Linked DNA regions of Homo sapiens: all the other regions are linked to region 3. The links are chromatin loops, found by intact Hi-C in ENCODE. Cell type or tissue: endothelial cell of umbilical vein. All regions are shown on one strand.

What was found. A loop is a pair of places that touch in the nucleus more often than their neighbours do. Peaks named below come from ENCODE experiments on the same cell type or tissue, not always from the same donor. Only the 100,000 strongest peaks of a DNase experiment are listed, where the experiment ranks them.
Region 1: a loop joins it to region 3, with 8 times the contacts of the local background. A loop is called at or near these places in 12 of 110 quality-filtered maps.
Region 2: it touches region 3 in a loop (22-fold over the local background); 77 of 110 quality-filtered maps call a loop at or near these places.

What each region holds. Positions count from the first base shown.
Region 1 is chr1:222,641,092-222,649,091 of GRCh38, reverse strand. It overlaps MIA3 (MIA SH3 domain ER export factor 3), which reads right to left. Exons shown (of 28, transcript NM_198551.4): 7 at 3,407-3,538; 8 at 242-263. It also overlaps the pseudogene LOC107985098. Among named protein-coding and RNA genes, the nearest start is that of MIA3, 27 kb to the right of the region's middle. RefSeq lists enhancers at 4,356-4,435, 4,036-4,911, 4,506-5,115, 5,186-5,305, 4,912-5,789. In endothelial cell of umbilical vein, no CTCF peak of the experiment used is centred here; a DNase peak (open chromatin) is centred at 4,851; H3K4me3 peaks cover 1,479 bases; H3K27ac peaks cover 1,678 bases.
Region 2 is chr1:222,733,527-222,741,526 of GRCh38, reverse strand. BROX (BRO1 domain and CAAX motif containing) reads right to left here. Exons shown (of 13, transcript NM_144695.4): 13 at 6,340-8,000. It overlaps FAM177B (family with sequence similarity 177 member B), which reads right to left and starts at 4,325. Exons shown (of 6, transcript NM_001394345.1): 1 at 4,205-4,325; 2 at 3,506-3,623. RefSeq lists a silencer at 2,563-2,612 and an enhancer at 4,542-5,083. In endothelial cell of umbilical vein, no CTCF peak of the experiment used is centred here; no DNase peak of the experiment used is centred here.
Region 3 is chr1:223,077,632-223,085,631 of GRCh38, reverse strand. No RefSeq gene overlaps it. Among named protein-coding and RNA genes, the nearest start is that of TLR5, 62 kb to the left of the region's middle. RefSeq lists an enhancer at 6,506-7,019. In endothelial cell of umbilical vein, a CTCF peak has its summit at 4,058; a DNase peak (open chromatin) is centred at 4,241; H3K4me3 peaks cover 170 bases; H3K27me3 peaks cover 140 bases.

The sequences.
Region 1 (8,000 bases), 440 kb after region 3:
CTGCCCCAAATTAATGATCTTCTCCCTACTCCCACAATTCGTTCCTCCTCATCTCCCATCTCAGTTGGTAGCATCACCATTTACTCTATCATACAACCTGGCAACCTAGGAACAGTAAAGTTTTCAGAAGCTATAAGTCAGTCAGACATCAGAAGTTACTAAAACTACTTATATATAAAATCCATATCAAACACCAATACAGAGGGACTAGTACAAATAACAAAAAAGCCTAAAGATTTACCTTGATATACTCTATCCTTCACCTAGAAAAGAGAAATAAAATTAAATTTGATGTCAAACATTTTATTAATAGATGTATATAGTTTCTAATACAACTGTCAGAATTGTAACCAAATGAGAATTTAATAAAACTTTGGTTTAGCATAATGAATCCTCAAGATGAAAAAACTTAAAAAGGTTAAAAAGCATTTCAAATTTAACCAGTAGTGATATGTTGTGGTCTGACAGATAAAGCACTGAGGTAAATATCTTACTTTGCACAGCTAAAGATATGTTTATATATCTAAATGAGCACCAGTCTTACGAAATGAGCACTTAACTTGAATAACAGAAATGGCTAATATTTTTGTAATAAATATATTAACGTTTTATTTACTCAAAGTCACTTATTTGACAACTCCAAATAGCCAGAAAGAAATCTAAAAACAACGACTACTCAAAAAGACTCTGAGGAAACATAATTAAAGGTATGATCTTCGTACTAAGATACACACCTCTTTTGCTCTCCAGAAAACATCTCAGAAATCCTACTCAAAGTTGACTACTGGCTGAATTTAAAAATAATGCTATAAATACTAAGCTAGATTATGTGATTTTCCTAGACCACTAAAAACAGTGCTCATAAACCTGACAGGGAAGAGAAGACTACTAGAGGAAAATGCATAAGCAACAAGAGAAATGACAACTATCATCTTCCTGAAAGGGCACCCAAATCATCCCCCAAAGACAGCACTAAATTATAGGACAAGAAAATCTAAGCAGTAACTAATATTGTAAAAAGAATATTACTAAATTTCTTTGCAACCCAGAACATATTTTCCCTTTCAAATGTTATGTTGATGAGATACTAACACCAGTCCACAAATCATCCATAAGCTCAGTAAATATACTGTTTACATAATATACTGTATTACTGTATACAATAATTAATATACTGTATACATAATAATTCCAGTATCTAAATCTCACTTATAATACCATTGTTATAGGAATATGCATTCAGAAAATTCCAACATGGAAAGAAATTACTATCTCTCTAATGTCATGGCCTTGCTAATTCCTCTGCTCCATTTCACCCAAACTAACAGGCAAGCAGAGACCAAGGTTCCAAAAGTCAAGTGCTGAGGCTGAGGAACAGCAGTTAGGACACAGAGCCTATATAACTTTCTGAAAAACGAAAAAGGCGTTAGAATTTTTTTATTAACAAATAGGAGAAACAAGAGTGGGAAATGTAAAATGTTTTCAACTTTTCCCCTTCCATTTACCCTTTGATTCTCCCTTTTTATCTGAAGAAAAGCACCAGGAGGTTAGAGAAGGCCTCACAGGAAAAAAGACCCTTCTTTTTAAGTAATTTTACAATCAATTGTGAGAGAAAATTTATTAATGATGATATATGTGATATAATTATGAAATCAGAAAAAGAGTACTCAGTTTTAGAAAGATTTGCATCCAATAATTTTGGCCATTTTAACTGTGAAGTTTCAATACAAAGCTTTTCATCTGCAAAGCTCATTTACACAAATAATCTTCTCCCAATTATGTTAAATAACTATGCAGCTGAATGCTATATAGTATAATCATAAGGATGTACAAGTATGAGTATACACACTTATACAAACATGTTTAAGTCTGAAAGGCAAATTCTGCACAGAAGATAAAAAAATTAACGGTGTGTCTTTACACATGATATAATTTGCATTTCGAAATAAAAAGATATTTTCTGAGTAAAATAGTACATGATGAAATCAGAAAATCTGGAAAATACACATTTTTTAAAAACTGAAAACTTACCTCATCTCCTAGATATAAGAATTTTTATCATTTTATTGTATTTCCTTGCAGCATTTATTTTCTGTGTGTATGTTTATGTAATATACAGTTTATCTATACCTTAAAGTCTTGGTTTCTACTTTTTTTCTACTTCATGTTAAATTGTGAGTATTTGTTGTGCTCCTATGTCTTTGAATTATATAAAGCAGCCTAATATCCCATTATATGAACATACAATAATTTAACAATTTTCCCACTGTGAATCACAGTAGGTTGTGTCAAAGTTTTCACTCTAATAAATACTGTTCTACTGAATGCTCTCATGTAAGATATTTAAAACTTTTTTTTGAGACAGAGTCTCACTTTGTCGCCTAGGCTGGAGTGCAGTGGCATGATCTGCTTCCCCAGTTCAAGCGATTCTCCTGCCTCAGCCTCCCAAGTAGCTGGGATTACAGGCTCCTGCCACCACCCCCGGCTAAGTTTTGTATTTTTAGTAGAGATGGGGTTTTGTCTTGTTGGTCAGGCTGGTCTCAAACTCCTGGCCTTATGTGATCCACCCGCCTCCGCCTCCCAAAGTGCTGGTATTACAGGTGTGAGCCACCACGCCCGGCCATGTAAGATATTTAATGCATGATTGGTTATTTCTTTCTTTCTTTTTTTTTTTTTTTGAGATGGAGTCTCACTCTGTCACCCAGGCTGGAGTGCAGTGGCACATCTCAGCTCACTGCAGCCTCCGCCTCCCAGGTTCAAGCGATTCTCTGCCTCAGCATCCCGAGTAGCTGGGATTACAGGCATGTGCCACAACACCTGGCTAATTTTCGTATTTTTAGAAGAGATGGGGTTTCATCATGTTGGCTAAGCTGGTCTCGAACTCCTGGCCTCAAGTGATCCGCCTGCCTCGGACTCTCAAAGTGCTGGGATTACAGGTGTGAGCCACTGTGCCGGCTGACTGGTTATTTCTTTAGGATCGATTACTAGACATGACATTAATACAATATAAAAGGATATAACCATTTTTAAGGCTTATCATACACATCATGAAACTATTTTTCAGGATGGCTCTAAGAATTCCTAGTTCTACTAACAGTGTACATATGACCTATCTAATTCTTTCTTTTCATCCTTTGTGAGTTGAAATACAGACCCACCTAATTCTTAAAATTTAGACTTTGATATGAGACATATAAACTGAAGTTTTCCCACTGAGATTATACATGTTGTCTTATTCACTTAAGAATTTACCAACACAAAAATTATACTAAATTATTTTACAAGGTTAGCTTGAATTAAAAGCATTAATTTCTGTTCATATTAGAAACTGAAAAAGAAACAAAAGGACTGTGATTATAAAACCATACTTGAATTTATGAGTTAAAGTATGCATTAATTTACTCACAACAAGGACAGTTCTCCATAAGAAAATGGCAAACGAAGCAATTCCCAAGAAGGCAGTGATAAATACAGGTTTCCATGGCAGTCCATAAAAATCAGGCCCAGGCTGAACATCATCAGGCAATGTAGCAACTAGCTGAATGTTAGAAATAATGTTAGAAATAATGAGAAACCTTAAAGAAGCTTACCATAAAGCAGTCACAAAGACTCATTCACAGAAATTCTAAACCAACTCTATCAGATACCTATCCCCTCAAAAATCTTCAGTAGCTCTCACTGCTTTAAGAAAAACAGGATACTGGGAGTCTCATACTTATTGTTTGGCCTGTGGTGTTTTGAAGTACTATGACTCTAAATGTCTTTAGGTTGGGCATATATTTCTAGTTTCAATAGGCCCTGATACAATATGTTATCTAAAACATGGCTGGAATCTCTCTGCATCATACTTTTGTCTTGAATAAATTGGTTTTTATTGCTTAAAAAACCACATAAGACAAAAAACCTTTTATATACAAGTAACTAACTTTTTATGGCTGCAAATAAAACCAATATGATGATAATGAATATCACAAATAACGTTTTATTCCTCTAAGATTTAAAATCTTAAATCGACTTACATAAACAAAGAACAAATGCTGACTAAGTTCGGATAGCTCCTGATAACTGATCTAGATAAACCGCTTTGAATTTAGTGCCTTAATTCTAAATGTTTCCTTGAAAACAGTGCATTAAACACCTGTCTGCTCTATGCTGTTTCCACAGCCCTTTACAAGTACACTATCACACTGGTCCCATCCCACAACAGAGCCGGGGGTTATGCAGAAAAGACCTGTAGGTTCTCTGTGTTTTGATCATGACTTCACACCAGAACATAAAGTGCTGTCACTTCGTAAGTACTCAATAAAAAAAAAAAAAAGAGTGACGAAACCTTCTCAAACACACTCCCACCTGCCTCCCTAAACAGCATAGAAACGTCTTGCTTTCCTCGGATCTGACACACTCCATTTCTCCTTTGCACAGACAATCAGTGCACCCACTCTGCTTAGAACTCATCCACCCGCCTGTGACAGCTTGGGTCCCTCCCCGGGAATCGGGACTGTCACCTCCAGCAGCTTGGCTATGAAGGCTGCGTAGAGCACAGACAAGGGTCCCACAAGTTCCGGGTCCCCCGGGGTAGCGGCGATAGAAGGCACAGTGGCAGGTACTGAGTCCATTGTGTAGAACAGCTGAACGCAAGCGACAATTCCCTGCGGAATGGCACTGGGCCCCCTGTTTTTCAGAGCTTCCTCCTCCGGAAAGGCCCCAATTCAGGGGGCGGACTCTGGGATTGAACTTCGCCTTCCACAGCTGCCTGCACTTTCGCTTTATGCCGCCTATAAAACACGTCATCAGCCACTGCCCCTGGCGCACCTCAAGGCACCAAAGGAGCCGGCCGGCGAGGGCGGGGCCAGAGCGGACGGAACCAACTATCGAGGGGACGGGAGAGAAGAGCGAATAGGGCTAGAGCGGAAGAATCCCAGTAAAAAGAGGCGGAAGTGACTGGCGCTTTCGCCAGGAACCGGCGACTTAAAGAGCCCCAGAGTAATGAGGCCAGGGATTTACCTGGAGGAGGATTGTGGGCGGCAGCTGGGGAAAAGGAGAAAAGCAGGTCTCTCGTGCCGGCCCGGAGCTGGCCCTTCCTGTCACAGCGTGGAAGGACCACCGCTCAGATGGGGCGCCACTGCAGTGCGCGGCCTTTCTTCCTTGCCCACTCAGTCCTCTGCTTACTGTTCCGCCTCCAGACCTCCATTGCGCTCGCTGTCTCACATTCTTGCCGACACTCTATTAAAAAGTCTTACCCAGGAGTCATGTCATCGTGTCACCCCCATGCACATGGGTTGAGTTATGGGTCCCACTTTTTTTTTTAGATGGTGGCTGCGGGGAAGGGGAGGGAGTCTCCCTATGTTGCCCAGGCTGGACTCGAACTCCGGGGCTCAAGCCATCTAAGAAGCTGGGACTACAAGTGTCCGGCCACATCTTAAGGTTATATGACTTGTGGAAAAGGACAAGGATAATGAATAGTATGGAAATCACGTTCCAAAAGTTGAAGAAACCGGGGACATTTAATCTGTGGGGAAAAAATGGTATCTGTAGATAAAAAATACCATTTTTAGACCTTTAAAGGTCTCTCTTCGAGTTGAATATAAAGTCAACTCAGAGGAACAATCAAGCAAGAACAAGCAGGAAAACCCTGAGAAAGAAGAGCAGTGAAGGGTGTGGTACAAGAGGAGGGCAGGATCTGTAATAACAGTATGGTACTGGCCCAAGGATGCAGACCGACCACGGGGCAGAATAAAAAATCCAGAAATAGACCCAACTGCACTGGAAATTTGCGATACAGCAAGGCAGCTGGTTAACAGACTTTTTAATAAGTGGTATTACATATCTAGATAACAATATGGAAAATGATAAAACTGGATCTTTTTCTCATTGTTCATAAATTCCAAGTTAATCAGAAACCTGAATGTAAAAAATGAAAACAAACAAGTTGAAAAAATTGAGTGACTGTCTCTATGTATTATGTGAGTGGGCAAGACCTTCCTAATTATGTATCAAAATCCAAAAGCAACAAAGGAAAATATTCGTAAATTTGATTACTGGAAAACCAAAAAAACTTGCCCAACCCCATCCAAAAAAATTGCAAAATAATCAAACTTTGGCAATGGTAACCTAAGAAAAAATATTTGTAACATATTATGAAGGATTAATATTCCTAAAATATAAAGTGCTTTACAAATAAGAAGATAGCCGCTAGCAAACCTATAGAAAAATGGGCTGAGGTAATGAACAGATCCCAGGAAAAGAAATGCAAATAATTTAAAAACATATGGAAACATGCTCTGCCTCACTCATGATACAAGAAATACAAAATGAACCTACAATGAAATATGATTTCTCACTTATCTTGGCAAGATCCAAACATTTGACAACACACTCTGTAGGTGAGAGAATGTGGAGGAAGCAGGCACTCTCATGCTATGCTGATCTTTATATAAAATCATACAACCCCTATGATTTGGCAACGTCTCCTGAAATAACTTGTGTATTTACCTACTGACTCAACAATCCTACTTCTAAAGATCTATCTCAAAGATACTGGGGATATAACAACAAATGCTGAAAAAATATATGCACAAAACTATATTATTCCAGCATTACTTATAACAAAAGACTAGAAACAACCAAAATGGCCATGAATGAAAGACATATTAAATACAACAAAGTATACTGTGAAGCTATAAAAGAAAATAATTTTATATACTGCTAGGGTATGCTGTCAGAATACATTTTTTTTAAAAGGTAGAGAAAAGTAGAGACTACTACTTTTATCTAAGAAAGTTAGGATTTTTTTTCTTTACAGCTTTGAGGGAAATATGACATTCAATAAGTTATATGTATTTAAAGTGCACAGTTTGATCAGTTTTGCATATGAATACGCCTGTGAAACCATCATCACAACCAACATAGTGAACCTCCCAAAGTCTCCTTATTCCCTTGGTAATCTGCCCCTTTTCATCCCTCCCTGCCCCTGAAGCAGAATGTCTGTCATAATACATTAGTTTGCATTTCCTAAAGTTTTATATGTATGTAATAATGCACGATTATATTTTCTCTGGCTTCTCTCATTCAGCATAATTTGAAATTCACCCACATTGCTGCACATATCTATAATGGTTCTTTTTTTAATTGCTGAGTAGCATTTCATTGTATGGGTATGCCATAATCTGTTTATCTGTCATCTATAGATAGATATTTGATTTTTTCCAGTTTTAGGCTTTTATAAATAAAACTTCCAAGACTATCACAGAGATGAATCTGCCGCAGCTAGAAATGCTCAAGAACCAGCTGGACCAGGAAATGGAGTTCTTGTCCACCTCCATTGCCCAGCTCAAAGTGGTACAGACCAAGTATGTAGAAGCCAAGGACTGTCTGAACATGCTGAGCGAGAACAATGAGGGAAGAGAATTACTCCTCCCACTGACGAGTTTAATATATGTCCCTGAGAAGCTGCATGATGTGGAACATGTGCTCATTGATGTAGGAACTGGGTACTATGTAGATAAGATAGCCGAGGATGCCAAGGACTTCTTGAAGAGGAAGACAGACTTCCTAACCAAGCAGATAGAGAAAATCCACCAGCTCTCCAGGAGCACACCATGCTGTCATGGAAATGATGAGCCAGACGATTCAGCAGCCCAGAGCCCTGGGGGCAGCTCAGGCTACTGCTAAGACCTGAAGAATCTGTTGCAGAAATGGGGCAGAGGGATACCCCTTGGGCATGGCTTCCTGGTGCCAGGGAAGGGAAGGGTCTTATATTTAATGCCAGTAAATGTGCCAGCTGGGCAGAAAAAATAAACTGTCAAAAACATTGACCTACAAGTCTTTCTATGCATGTATAATTTATTTTCACTTGGGTAAATGTGTCTCAGGTAAATGTTTAGGAGAAGAATGGCTGGATCATATGACCAGTGTAGGTTTACCTTCTTAAGAAACTGACAAGCTGTTTTTCAAGATAGCTGTACCACTTCACATCCCCATCAGCAGTGTATGATACTTCC
Region 2 (8,000 bases), 340 kb after region 3:
TTCAATATCCAGCTAAACAATAAGTGGGAGTAATGTAATGATATATTCAGACCTACAAAAACTGAGCATTAACCATTCCTGCATCTTTATTGAAAGATTAATAATAGGAAATTCTATGTCAAGAAGAAGAAAACTAAACCCAGAGGTAAGAAAAAGTAAGATGTCCCAGGCATGGTGGCTCATGCCTATAATCCCAGCACTTTGGGAGGGCAAGGCTGGTGGATCACTTGAGGCCAGGAGTTCAATATCATCCTGGCCAACATGGCGAAAACCCGTCTATACTAAAAAAAATACAAAAAAATTAGCCGGACTTGGTGGCATGTGCCTGTAGTCGCAGCTACTCAGGAGTCTGAGGTGGGAGGATCGCTTGAACCCAGGAGGTGGAGGTTGCAGTGAGTTGAGATTGCACCACTGCCCTCCAGCCTGGGTGACAGATTAAGACTGTCTCAAAAAAAAAAAAAAAAAAAAAGAAAACAAAAAGTAAGATGCAATAAATATAAGTAAAAACATTAGTAAACAGGATAACAAACCCGGGCGCGGTGGCTCACACCTGTAATCCCTGCACTTTGGGAGACTGAGACGGGCAGATCGCGAGGTCAGGAGATCAAGACCATCCTGGCTAACACGGTGAAACCCCGTCCCTACTAAATATACAAAAAATTAGCTGGGCATAGTGGTGGGCGCCTGTAGTCCCAGCTACTCGGGAGGCTGAGGCGGGAGAATGGCATGAACCCGGGAGGCCGAGCTTGCAGTGAGCTGAGATCGTGCCACTGCACTCCAGCCTGGGTGACAGAGCGAGACTCTGTCTCAAGAAACAAAACAAAACAAAAACCAAAAACACTATTTTGGTGGGGACAGTATAAAGACAAAACAGTATTAAGTATTAGATAATAACAAAAAATATGAGCTGACAGAATTCTAAGTATTGTTTTGGGATAGGCTGGATAAGATACGTTGTGAAGTATGCATATTAACAATTGAAAGGTAACTAGACAAATAATGGAATTAGAATGTATAGCTTCAAAACCAGCAGAAGAAAATAAAAAAGAACAGAAACACTGTGAAAGAAGGCAAGAGAGAGGAAACAGTAAGGAAAAATCATGATCAAAAGAAACACTAAACAAAATATTAGCATTAATTCCAAGTTAAGTCAATAATCATAATAAATGCAAATGGACTGTCAGTCATCCATTAAAATGAAGACTAGAAGATCGAATTTTAAAAATATTTTATGGGCAATGCAAACATGATTGAATATACACACATATATATTCATATATGCATATGCTTATATATATAAAAATAAATCACCAAATCTTATTGCTACAGTGCTGAGTTTAATGCCTTTGTCAAAGGTCAGAGTTGCAAAAGATCTGCCAAAGGTTACATTTGTCATCCACAGCAAGGTGATGTGGTATCTGCCCTGTTTGGGGACCTCTGAATGGTACACATGGTTTCCCCTGACTTAGTAATGGTGTATCACAGAAAAGCCTCAGTAAGAAGTAGGAAGAGGTATTATCATTTAGTTTCTGATGCTAAATAGCAGCAAAAAATACCCATTTTAATTTGGTATGTAAGACCAACAATATGTTAAGCATAATACTATTGCACAAATAAATACTATCAGTGCCATAGGAAACAAAACACATTCTGCAACAACAAGCAAAATAAAACATTTTCAAAAAGAAACTTACATAATTCCTCTGTATTTTTCTTTCATTAATTAGTGATGTTTGGTGTTGAAAGTAGTACAAATTTTGATGTTAGAAATTGTTCAATAGATGATAAATTTAAGAGTTAAGGGTTCTGTAGGCTGAGGCCATACAGTGCACTTGGATATGCTGACGTGGAAGTGTTCTCTTGCGTGTCTTACAGGGTGGAACATGTTTGAGTTGTGGGAAGGTCTATATTTATACATCCAATATTAGCTAAGCCCAGTGGCTCTCAAAATTATTTTGTTATGAGAATCATCTGGGGGTCTTTTAAATAATTTCAAAGACAGGCCACACCTAAGACCACTTAAATCACAATCTCTGTGGGTAGAACTCAGGCACTAGTATATTTTGAAGCTGCCCAGGTCATCCCAATGTTCAGGCAAGTTTGGGGACCAGTGCCCTAAAGAGAGTGAGAAAAGAAGAAACTTTGAAACTGAAACAGAGACTTGTGATTTAGGGATTTGGTGTATTGCAGAAAGCTTAAACATCAGGCTAGTTGTAAGACATCTTGTCTATTTTTTTTCCAAGAGGCTTTCTTGCTTTCTACTTTCTAAACACTTCTTCACACTGCCCCAAGCTAAAAAGCTTAAATATCAAAAGTTTAAAAATAAGGCCTAATAGTCTCATTATAGTCAATTTACTCCTCTTAAGACTGTCCAAATTCATACATTTCCAAACCAAATGAAACATACGCACACCCTCATCCCCTGTACACCTGGCTTGCCTCTATTATCTTACAGACTGATGATATCTGTTGGCTCTCTGAAGAAAATACCAGTCTTCGTTCTTTATGATTATGGTGTTGTGCATTAATAGCCATATACATCTTTAAGTTCAGAGGGCTCTTTGGGAGGTTGGAGGGGAGTGGAGAGAGAGACCGTGAATGAGCACAAGAGTGAGCACTAGCTAGCTCACAGTTGGTTTACTGAATGTTTTTCTGCCACCTAATGGGCATTTTAGAATATGCTATGCAAAATTCATCTTTGTAATCGGTACATGTCACACAGAGGGGTCTCAATAGTGAACAGTTTGGAATCAACTTATTTACAAAAACCTTGGGAACATTGCCAGCTTCACACCTAGATGTCGGTATTTTGTAAGTGATCTTCTTTTGGCTTTGGTTTAATTTTTTTTTTCTTTTTTTTGAGACACGGTCTTGCTTTTGCCCAGGCTGGAGTGGTGCAGTGGTGCAACCTCGACCTCCCACAGGCACGTGCCACACGCCCAGCCTTTTTTTTTTTTTTTTTGCAGTTTTTGTAGAGACGGAGTCTCCCTATATTGCCCAGGCTGGTCTTGAACTTCTGGACTCAAGCGATCCTCCTGCCTCAGCCTCCCAAAGTGCTGGGATTACAGGCATGAGCCACTGCGCCCGGCTCAGTTTAATTCTTGGGAGCACCTCTACCTTTTGTTTCTTAAAAACCCCAAATACAGACTATGAAGGATAGTTCCTAAGTATATAATGTAATTAACAGGCCATATAATCTCTCTGACCTTTTAAATATTGTATTACCCCAGGGCTCAGTGATTGGACCTCTTCTCTTTCCTATCTGCTTTCTTGATGATCTCCTTTGGCCCTGTGGCTTTCAATACTATCCACACACAGATGATTGTAACATTTATATTCTCCAGGTCAGACTTTTTCCCTGAGTCTCACAGATCCAACTACCTGCTTGACATCTCTTCTTAGTTGTCTAATGGACATCTCAATCCTAATTTGTCTAAATCTTTGCTCATGCTTTCAGTGCAACTCTCCCTCCATCCCCCCAACACACACATACTCACACATTTACCTCTACTCTTCTGGCAGCCTTCTCATCTCAATAAATGGCAACTCTGTTCTTCCAGTTGCTCAGGCCAACAACACTAAAGTCATTCTTGGTTCTTCTTTAATCACACCTCACATCAAATCTGCCAGGAAATTGTCTTGGATATTTCTGGAATCATACTTTTCATTACTCCACTGCTACCACCCTGGTCTATCATCTCTCACCCTTGCCGTCGTCTCTCACCTAGATTATTGCAGCAGCCTCCTAATTGGCCCCCTCCAGTCTACGCTCGAAAAGGAGCCAGAATTGTTAAATCCTAAGTGAGACCATGTCATGTCTTTGCTTAAAACTCTCCAGTGGGTTCCCGTCTCACCTAGAGTAAAAGCCAAACTCCTCATAATGGCCTACAAGGCTGTATACCTAACCCCTACGAGCTTTCTGACGCCATCTTGTACTACTCTCCCACCACTGACATCACTCTAACCCCACGGGCCTTCTTCCTGCAATTCCCTGACCACACAGGTCCGCCCTCTCTCTCTGCAGAGAGCTCTCTGCTGGCTGCTCTATTAGTCTTTCTTTCCTTAGACTGTTTCCTTGCTCATTTCCAGTCTTTAACTCAAATGGAGACTACACTGAGCTCCGCTTTCAAGGCAACCTCCCATTGCCTTCACCACCACCCTCTGCATCTTACCTCCTGTTTCATTTTTTCTCCTTAGCACTTACCAACACTGAACACTCCATATTCCACCTGTCTCTGTCTTCCCTTTCCTCCCTGTCCTGCCCCTTGGCAGAGGGGGAGGGTTTTACCTGTTATGTTCACTGCTGTATCTTCTGCCCCTATGATGCCTTACACGTAGCTGGAACTCAGTATTTGTTTAACAAATGAATCATACATTTAGTTAAGGTTAATGGGTGGGAGGAGTTATATAACAGATTGGAAAAATAAGAACAGACTTGTAACTGTCTTTATTTCCTGCTTTAGAAATTACTATCTTCATTTAATATTTTTCTGATTACATCTATCTACTAATCATTTCAATTAGCTCCTTCACTGAAACACAGCATTGTAATCTGTACCAAGAAAATAACACACTAGTTCTACATCTTGGCATTTAACTTCAATAAGTAAATATACTATTTTAAGTATGTAACACTTAAACATTTTCTAGAGCTCTTTCCATTTTCATTTATCTAGAAAATGTTTTCAAATGGACTGTTAAAATTCAGCTAAGAACTGATGTTGGGTCATTACGCTGGAGCTAATTAGCATTGCTTGCCTGGAGCTGCTGGTCCCCCTTCCTGCTTCCACCTTTCCTTTTTTCTGAGGTGGTTGAAAGGTCAAACCCCTGGTGAGAGGAGAGAACCAAAGCCCCACTGCGTGCCTCAGATGCAGAGTTTCACAGCGTGGTATTCACTGGGTATTCACCGACATTTCTCTAGGCCCCTTCACCTGAAGGAACTGGCCTGCTCCAATCAGTGACTTGCAGTGTGTGTGTCAGGGGCAAGGATAGAGTGAGGAAAAATGTGAAATAACAAATCACTGCCGCTCCTTGAGAATTACAGGAGCATCACCTGGCAGGATTTTTGTATCCTTATTTTCAGTATTAAACCACATACATGCACCCCACTGCCTGCATGCCTGTCCATGCCTGTCCCACTGTGGTGTTTCACAGCATTTTTTACATCATGGCAGATAGAGAAAATTAGTTGTTTGGAATTCTGGAGGCGACCAGCCTGGGAGCTCCAGCCACCTTAAGTGCTGCCCAGCTAGACACCCAGAAGGCTTCGATCAATAGCTTGAGACAAACTACTTGAGAAGCTCTGCATTAGAGAAGCAAATTCAAGTCTTGACATTTTCTCAGGGGAGTGCTCTGAAAGTGACTATATAAGCTTCTACCGACCTCAAGCAAATCACAGGCATTAGATACATTAAATTGCTGAAGTGATAGCTCTGGCTTTTTGGATATGCACAATCAAATATAGTTTTCTGTTTTATAATTTGTCAACTCCCCTTCCAGATTAACTATTTTGATCCCTTTATTACTATAACATTCTTAAATATTTAAATTTTAAGCAAATTATTCAAATGTCAAATAAAATCTTTAGATACAAACTTATGGTAACCCAAAGTGACATTCCAAGTTTATTTTACACACATTAAGAGATAAGAAACCCAGTATTTTCTAAAGCATGAGTACTCTAATTCTGAAAGAATTCTGAATATGGTATTATTTCTGCATGCATTTATACAACGCTAAAAGTGCTGCCTCAAGTTTGCAAGGAATAGAGTTTTCTACAGATTATTGTACAGCGATAATGATACACTCTTTAGCTTAGCGTACCATAGTACAAATACTGTATCATGTTGGCTATTACTAAGCACGAGACATAAACAGGCCAATCAAAATCCTTTGAGATTAAGAAGTGATAGGTGCCAATAAACATAAGTAGAAACTGAACAAGGAGCGTTGAATATTTAATGAACCCATGAAGCATAAAACAATTGATGCAAATGTTTGTCATTTTATTTTTTTTGAGACAGGGCCTCACTGTGTCGCCCAGGCTGGAGTGCAGTGGCATGACTGTGGTTCACTGCACGTGCCACCATACCCAGCTAATTTTTTATTTTTTACAGAGACAGGGTTTCACCACGTTGTCCAGGCTGGTCTCAACTCCTGGGCTCAAGCAATCTTCCTGCCCAAGCCTCCTAAAATGCTAGGATTATAGGCGTAAGCCACCATGCCTGGTTATCTGTCATTTTAAAACATTACTGTGAAGAATAATTTTGCACTGTTTTAACTGCTACTGGCTTAGTAAGTATAAAAATATTTGTCGAAAAACAAAAGATCTCAATGAAATTGTAAGTAAAATTACTTTTATTTTCATAAATAAAAAGACAACCCATTATACACTTTTAGTTGAAGTAACATGTTAGTTGTCACTGCCTAGTATGAAATCCATGTAATAGTTAACAAACAGTTACACCTCTCTATAACCTTCATGCAACTTCTATACATTTGATAATTCCCCAAAATTTCCAACATTTCAAAAAACATTATATATAATGGGATACTTTAGTCACAAAGTGTCACCTTTGCTGAGTCAACAAAATATTTATATGCTCATGTCAAAGATGCCTACTGATGTAAAGTAATACCAGTATTGCTGCATTTTACAGAAGCACTGAGCATATTACATTTTCCATTTCGTATATGGTAGTATCATCCCCAAAAATGTCAATGTGAAAATTTAGTAAGTAGATTAATAAGCACAAGTACCTAAAAGAAACAGGTCCCACAGCCACAGAGTAGAGAGCTGGCATCAAGTACTGTTTAAAGTTTTGTCAGTAAGTGGCACACAACAAACAGACAAGTGATTCTGTAATAAAGACAACATAAAATACAGGGAGATTTAATAAGTGTTTTTTCCATAGATATTGAAATAAAATTAAATGTCTGTTTAGTTATTACTCCACTTATTCTGGAAACTGCAGCTTCCAATATCAATATTATACTGCAAGCAGTATTTAGTACTTCTGTATGTTAAGAAAAAAACCTCACTGAATTTATGTACCTTTTTTTAAGGAGTGTAAACTATGATATATGATTTAAGTAATCACTTATTTGAATGCAATATTGATTCAGATAGGCATAATCTATTCATTTTTCATAATGAAATGTATATTCCTATTTCAACACTTTATGCAGATTTTACTTATTTCTTACAGGGCTGCTGTGTGGATTCAATGGCTTATCTATGTAAGTGTCCAGCACAGTATCTGGCACATAGTAAGCTTTTAGTGTATGCTACTTATTTATATTAAGTGAGTCAATCTGTCACTTATAATAGAAAAACTATCTAATGCCTCAGGAGAATAATCAAAAGATAAACCTACAGATGTGTGACTTCTGTTAAAGTATTATGCATCCACTATTTCCCAAATTACTAAACTAATTGTTTAAAATGTTACAATCTATTTTTAAGATCATATTTGTTCTCTATGTTTTTGCTATGGCCTTTGGCCTAAACCAATACAATTCTGACAGGACATTATCAGAAAACCACATAAAAACAATGTACACTGAAATCAGGTAACAAAGGCATCTTACTATAACTTCTTTAATAAAGAAGTAGAGAGTTACCAGTGTAATTCAGGACAACCTACTCATTTAAGTTTAAAGTTTTTTCTTTACATCATGCAATATTTGACTTCAAAAAACATTTTCCATTCTGTCTTCTCTTATATATAAACATTAAGAGCTATTACAAAGTTCTTTCCTCTAAGTAAAAAACCCACTAGAAAAAGATATTTGTAAAAATCATTGCAGGGTTACTGATACTGAATGAAGCACAGGGGTACTGGAACAGGGATAAGTTCTTGGATAAGGTGCCAACATACCTATAAAAGCTGATTTTTGAGTAAATTATTGATTCTAACATATGTAATGGATTTGGTGTGATAATTTTCTGATCTTTAACTATAAGTGACTTTTTATTCTCCACCAGAAAAGATAAATGA
Region 3 (8,000 bases):
ACATTCCCAATGATGTGAGTGTGTCGGGGGCTGGTTCTCTCTCCCAGCAAGCCAACAGCAGGGCTCCCCCTGACCTGGTTTGAATACGGGCACTGACAAAGACTCTTGCGTTTGACCAAACCTTTAGGCTCCTCTGAGTCCTCTGCTCAACTAGGTATGACTTTGGGCTTCACGCTCTGTCTTTGTAGAATCCAGTTTGAGCAAGAATCCTATTGTCAGTTTAGCAACAATTCCCCACCCTTGGAATCTAATCACCCTGGGTATCTTCTCAGCCTGGCCTGCCTGCAGCAAGAATTCTGTTGTCAGTCTAGCAAAAATGCCTCCTCTTAGTAATTTTCCATCCACGGACACCCACTCTGCTCCTGGGCTATGAATCCTCACTTGTCCCTGTTGGACTCAGTTGAGTTCAGTCTCTCTCCCCACTGCAAGACCCCACTGCAGTGGTCCCGAGAGCTACTGTGATTCCCCCAGTGAATAGAGTCTGCCTTACCATCTATAACAAGTATCACGAATAATTTTTTCTTTGACAGCACCCCAAAGTCACGGGGTCCTCTGAGGCCAGAGCATTCAGCAGCACCAAATCCCAATGTAGCAAGGGGCCATAATCATTATCATTGGTTTCTGGCCCACTGGATTTTATAATCACGGGACCCAAGTTCAAAGTCCAGCTCCTGGCAAGAGCTGATCTCCTGGAACAGCCTCAAAGAGGCCCCTCCCCAGCACTCTCCCCACTGCCCTTCCCTACCTTTGAAACATCTTCTGGCCTCAGATCTCCTCTGCATCCTCAGTTCATGATGTGGCCCTGCTCCAGCCCTGGATTCTTTCCAAATTCTCCCTCCACCTAGACCAGCTGCTTGTCCTCCCAGAAGGGCCCTGACTAAAAGCCTGCAGCGTCAGGTCTGGGGGTTGTGAACCTGTTGTTCCCTAATCTCCCGTTACAATCCATCTCGAACACATTGTCCCTGAAGCCATTATCATCCATTTCAAACAGAATTTATTAAGTGGGAAGAGACGCTCTGAGACTCTCAGGCAAATTCCATTTCTTTGGCGTCGAAAGAAAACAGCCACTCGGAGCAGCCTGGTTTCCATCCACTACAGTGCCAAATGCCTCCGCCTTCTTTCCTGAGGGCCTAAGGTCAGAGAGAGCAGCAGAAGGCCTTGTCAAACTCGGGCCCTTCTAGTAACTTCCAAAGCCTCCAGGGGTGTGGCCAACGTTGTTGAGAACGGGAATATCTGCAGAGGACCTTAGGGTGAGCCTCTCCAAAACTGAGGAAGTACAATGTATGGGGCACGCCTTTTGTCTCCATTCTAGCCCTTCCACAGGTACAGGGGGAGCCTTGGGTGTGGGCGACCCCGACGCTGTGCTAAGGCTGGCATAAGGGAACGTGATGGGCATCCCAAGCAGCCTTCAGTTTACAGGCGTGCTCCAAGCGCCTGCTGTGCACGATGTGGTGTATTAGGCACCATGGGGGTGAGGCTGGGGAAAAACAAACCTCAGACTATACACGTGCACCAGCATCAACTGGAGAAGACAAACATACGCGCCACAGTTAATTAGCCCTACAAAACAGCACCGGCTAATGAAGTGGCGCTGGAAATAATGTGTGTGATATATTTACTGTAATTTAGTTTGTTTTCTGCCAGAATAACGCAAGCTCAGACGTGCCAGGAAGAAGGACGTGAGTTAGTCCTGGAAGGGTAAGAAAGATTTAGATCCACTGGGGCTCCCCCTGGCCCTTCCGTAGTGCCGGACGTCCTCACGTTGCCCCTGACCCAACACATATCTCACTCCAGTCTAAGGATTAGTAATGTACTCCTTGCTAACGCTTTCCCAAGGAGATGGAAGAAAGTTTTTCTCACAACCGAAACAGCAAAAGCTTACCCCAAACCCCTTTCCACTACATGCTCTGACCTCTCTGCTCCCACAGCAATGGGCTCATCCACCCCCAACACCCCCGAGACCTCCTCCTCATGTTCTCCAAACTTCCAAGCCATCTTTCACTTCGAAATCCCATTCCCTTTAGCATTCCATCGGTTCAGCAGTGGCTGGCCAGGCCAGAACCAGGTATTGTGGGTGGAATTGTGTCTACTACAAAAGTCATTTGCTGACGTCCCATGTTCCTTAGAATAGCACCTCATTTGAAGATAAGGCTTTAGAAAGGTAATCAAGTTAAAATGAGGCCATTACTCATCCAAAATGAATAGTGTCCTTATAAAAAAGAGAAACGTGGAGACAGCCACACACACAGAATGATGCATGAAGACACATGAAGATGGTCGACTACCAGCCAAGCAGAGGGGCCTGCAACAGATTCTCCCTCACAGCCCACAAAACGAATCAACCTGCCAACATCTAGATCTCGGACTTGCAGCCTCCAGAATTGTGAGGCCACAGGTTTCTGCTGTGTAAGCCTCCCGGTCTGTAAGACTTTGTTACAGCTGCTGTAGGAAGCTAACACACCCCTCCAGGAGCCCCTGGCTGTGTACAGGAAGCTTCGACTCACATGCTAAGGTGTGAGGGGGGCATGGCAGGTGCTCCGGGAAGGGGAAGCAGCAAAAGCAAAGGCGCGAAAGCAGGATATTCAGGGAGGCCAGCAGCCTGGCTCTGGGGAGGAGTTTGTGATGAGGAGCATAAGGTAACAAGGTGGCCAGGCCAGGTCAAGTACAAACAGGGCTAGATGCTGAATTTACGTGTGACATGCATTGCAATATTCATTTCTTCTTTGTTCCACAGAGACTGCAGGCAGCAGGGTAGCCTTTCCAGGTGCTATAAAGAGTCATTTCTCTGGGACCCAGACTTCAGTCTGAGTATCTTCGCAGCAGATGTGTCCTGTGGGTGGTACCACTTGGTGTCACACCCTCCATCCCATGCCTGCAGCTCCTTCTACAGCACTCAGCTCTGTGCACATCTTGGCATTATCTGGGTCTGCCTCTCTCTGTTTTCCCTGTGGCCTGGTGTCCCTCTGCGGGTGCCCAGTCACACACCTGCACGGGGGGAGGGCCACACACCGTGGACAGCAGTGGAAAGAGCACTGGGCTTAAAGTCAAGGGACTGGGCTGAAGGAGTTCGGGAAGTGCCACCCAAACACGGTATGCCAGCTACCTTGAACCGAAGGCACTGGGCAGCACAGGATGCAGGCGGAGGCTTGCTCTGAGCTGCCTTTGTCTGCCTAAAGACGGACCCTCCAAAGGGACCTCAATTATCATGAATCCCCCTCCCCAGGAAATTCATGAGCCAGGGGAGACTCGCATCACAGCAGAGGGGACTGAAGGTTGATGCCATGCCCAGGCCAACTTTGTCATAGGCTACCCATATTCTCCCAAGGGCCCATTCATCTTTCCCCAAATCATTCATTCTCCCCATGGCACCTCCATCCCCTCTCCTGCCTCCGCGGTGAGTCAGGCGCATAAGCTTCTAGGTCTCTCATTGGTTTGGAGATATTCACTTTTCTTTCCCATGATGCATCCATGTGCATAATAAATGTGGTCACCCTTCCTCCTGCTAATCCGCCTGCTGTCAGTTTATTCCATAGACTCCATTATGGAGCACTCAGAGGGTAAGGTTTCCCCTCTTCCACGGAGCCTTGCTGAGCCTCAGTTTCCCTATGAGGCAGGCATACTTCACCATCTCCTTTCAGGCTGGATATTCATTCTAAGGCCACACATGAATATGAGAATATTCAGGCCTTTTAGGTAGAATATTCTAAGAATCTTAAACGATGGTACCTCTTAGTGGAAGCAGTATTCTGACAAACCAATGGGGCAGGGAGGGTGGGAAATGGTGTTTTATGGTCACTCTGGGACCCCAGGCAAGGTAATCCTAATGGAAGCTCAGGCTTTTGGGGCGGGCTTTTTTTTTTCCTGTCTACGAATGGAAACATGAAGCAGATTTCGCAGTATCTCCCAGGGAACTGGACAGTCTACTTTGGGGCCGGCGCAGAAGAGATGACCCCTGACCACCTCCCGGTGTGCTGGCTGCGGCTGGACCCGAGGGCGCGTCCTCCCGAGCCTCTGCGGCTACTCTTCTCGCCGCCCCCAGGTGGTGCTGCAGGACCACAGCCTCGAGGCTCCTCCGCCCCAGGTGCCCGCCCGGCAGCCCCAGACCTGCCTGGATTTACTCCCTTCAGCGGGAGGAGACACCAAGAGGCCGACGCGTAAATTCCAGGCCTGGCCTTCTTCCAGCGCTCCAAAACCTTCTGGAGCCTTCTCAATCAATAGACTCAAAGGCTTTTAGCGTGTCCCTGCCACTTGACGTCAGAGGTGACACGGGTCTGTGAGCCTGGCTGCTGGAATTCACACTCAGCCAACACCCAGCTCGGGGCTGTTCCCCTTGAGCCTGTCCCAGTGCCCGGAGGGGCCTCTTTCCCTCATTCCTCCCCTTCTAGAAACCCTAGACACAGCGCCAACACCACACCCGGAGGCGCCGGCCTCAGGGGAGAAACCACAGTATACACACACCACACATACTATGTGTACACACACTACACAGTGGACACCCACCACACGCACAATACACATGCACGACACCCTGCACACACGTGCCACAGGTCAGCCTGGAAGCACGATCACAGAATGGGAGTCCTGTGGTGAAATCCTCGCTGATCTAGAAACAGCTGCACGGCCGCCCTTCCCGGGGAGAGTCCCAGGTCCTCAGAAGAGCCCCAAGTTGCAGCCCGGCCCATGCCTACCTGCAGCCCTGCAGCAGCAACACACCTGGAGGCAGAGAGAACTTTGGAATATGCTAGAAAGCCAGTAAGCGCACATCTCCTCAGAGCTTTGCTACTTTTGTCAAGAGTTCCATGCTACTTTATGAGGTAATGGAAAGACAAGGTTAAAGCTGATTGAGCTCAAGCTACATCTTTTACATGTTAAGGGCCCTCATTGGACCCTGACCCTGGCTACTCATGAGGGAGACTTTTCCTCCCTCTCCTGTGGGCCTGTGTGAGCCAGGCATGGAGCTTTGCCTGGGCACTGGTCCTTCCCCCCCAGGGCTGTGAGGGCAGGATCCATGGCCCTGGCAGAGTGAGGCTGGGGCCGGCATTGGAGCCTGAGGGGCAGGAGACCCCAGAGAGTTCCTCCGGAGCAGCACAGGGTGGGCATTGGGGTCAGAGCCTGTGGCCTTCAAACCTGGTTGCTCACACTACTGCTTCTCAGTACAGCCAAGGTGGTGCACGAATCCAAGAGAAAAGGTGAACGGAGAAGCCCGGTCCTGTGGGCCAACCCCAGGGAATGCGCTTCTTGGAGAACTGGGAGGCCTGAGCCCTGTCCTGTGGCTGGGGACAGTCCAATCTGTGATGCAGTAGATGCTGGGGGCCTCACGGAGGGCTCTGAGCTGAGGGTCCTTTCCACCCCCAGCCCAACCTCAGGGCCAAGAAAAGAAGGTGCTCAGTGACCCCGCACGAGCTCTTTCCCGGGTGCGCGAATTTCATGCAGTTATATTAAAATAGAAATACTCAAAGCCGCTTGGACCCAACTGACTAGCTGGGCATTAACATGGTGCCTAGGTAGGTAGGGCCTTCCTGGATTCCAGCTGTTGGACCCTTTTCTCAACAATGCTTACTTACACAAGCAACTAGGGATTGGCCCCCAAAATGAGGATTGCTGGGACTTGCAAATGATAATTGTCACCAAATAGGGTCTGGATAATTAGAATGAAGGATGATTAAAAGCGTGAGGAATCTTGGAAGTTTAAAGAGTCCAGCCTCTCCACGAGTGTAGGAATTCATTCTCATTCTCCCGGCAGGGATGATCCGGCCTCTGTGTGAACACTTCTAGGGACAGGGCACCCCCTTTTGGAAATCAGACCACTCCAGTATTAAAGAGTTTATTATTCACTCCTGCGTGGGCGTAAAATCTGCCTTCTGAGACTTTGGCCTGCGGGTCTGAATTCCACCTCTGAACCTCCAGAGAGGAGCCTTCCCCTCCCACTCAGCAGGTCACCCATGTCTCTGTCACTGACCACTGTCCACAAAGGGGCTGTTTAAGAGGGCAAGGGTGAGTTGGCAGCTACTTGGATCAAGGCGACCTGCCACACTCATTCTGGGGAAGTCACCAGAGTACATGGCCGAGGCTGGAAGGCAGATGTTTGAGTCTGTCAGAGTCTGTGCATTGACAGGATCCAAAAGCCTGGGGCAGCAGATGAGAGGTTCACAGCTGCTATGTACCCCTCCCCACGTGGAAAGGCAGACACAGGGGGACCCGTGGCCCTCACGTAGAATGCGTGGTCTCCAATGGTGGCCTTGGACCCCTCTTCCCCTGTGATCAGCCCCAGCAAGAAGCGAGGCTGTCCCCCTTCCCCCTGTGTCGAGCCATAGAAGGAGCAGCAGTCCTGGGCCCAGCCTTTAGCAGTCCTGGCAGTTTCCTCTTTCTCTTGGGAAAAGCCAGCGACCACACTGTAAAGCAGCGCTGATGAGTCTCCTGAACAGTGAGCACACATGTAGGGTAGAAGCTTCAACTCTCCTCTACCTGACCATCTTCAGTCATCATCCATGCCCCAGTTGTACCACGGCTGGTGCCAGCACAGCCCTGCAACCCTCCTGCTTCTGCTCAGGACTCCACTGCCTGCTGCTCCTAAGCCCCTCTGCTGGCTGCACTGCCCAAGCCGGAACCTGGCTGGGGGCCTCCCTCCTCCCTCTGGCCTCTTCTCCCCAGCCTGGAATGGCCCAAGCCCTGATGGAGGAATAAACGTTCCAGCAGCCAGAGCTGGAGAAACATCTGAACGAGGTCACAGATTGGCGTTGATGGATGGACCCCCAGGTTTCCTGAGGGCCTCATAATTTTTTTTTTTTTTTTGAGACAGTCTTGCTCTGTTGCCCAGGCTGGAGTGCAGTGGCGCCATCTCGGCTCACTGCAACCTCCACATCCCAGGTTCAAGCAATTCTCCTGCCTCAGCCTCCCAAGTAGCTGGGATTACAGGCACCTGCCACCACGCCCAGATAATTTTTGTATTTTTAATAGAGAGAAGGTTTCGCTGTGTTGGCCAGCCTGGTCTCAAACTCTCAACCTCAGGCGATCCACCCTCAGCCTCCCAAAGTGTGAGCCACACCTGAATTACAGGTGTGAGCCACCATGCCGGGCCTGAAGGCCTCATAAATATTGATTCCATTCCCTCTCTGTCCCTTGCAGCTCTGCTGAAGGATTAGCATGTTGTGGCGGCTTCCGGAGGAGGAAACGAGGGTAACGGAATGCATTGAAACCCAGAGTGCAGGGTCCCTATGCAGCATGGAGTGAGAGTCGGATGGTCGCCTCACTGTGCATGTCCCATCCCCTCCCCAGGGCAGCTACAGACATTACCTCATCTCTCTAAGAGTCTCTGGGACAGGAGGGGAACGTGGCTCTCCTTCCCCTGCTCCCCACACCCAGCCCCATGTGGCACCAGGAAGGCAGGCAGAGCCTGGCAAGGCAGAGCAGGCAGCCCAAGGGTGCTCACAGGACCGAGTAGAACCCACCCTCATATATGGCCCCAGAGAAAGGGTCCCCTGGAGCCCTAGCCAACCCCTGCCTCTTGGGGACGCGAGGTGGCCCTCTGGGGCTGAAGCCTGCTGCACCCTCCACCTCATGGCCAGGGCAAGGGTCCTGGACCCAGAGATCTGCCGGCCTCACTTCTGTTCCCCTGCTCCCTGGCCTTCGTGTCTGGCCTCACTGTGTGCCTGTGTGGCTCTCCCTGTCTGCCTCTGTAGCCTCCAAGGAGGACTGCTGGATTCATTTTGGTGTCTCAGAGCCTCTACTGCAGGCAATGCCTTTTATGTAATAGTTGTTCAATGAGTGAGAAGTTAAATGAAAGAATTAGAGCTTCATAGCGTGGAGTGATGGGGAAGGACCTTAACCTTGCCTAGAACCCAGAAGTTAGACTCCAGGCCGGAGGCCTCGCCACACCCAGCCCCACCATTCACAACTTGAGCCACAGACCCTGCGCGAGGCACAGGTACCGACAGATGGCCACGAGGGGCGCCACGACACTCATCCCCAGCTGCCCTCGGGTTGCACACTCAGGGTTGGGC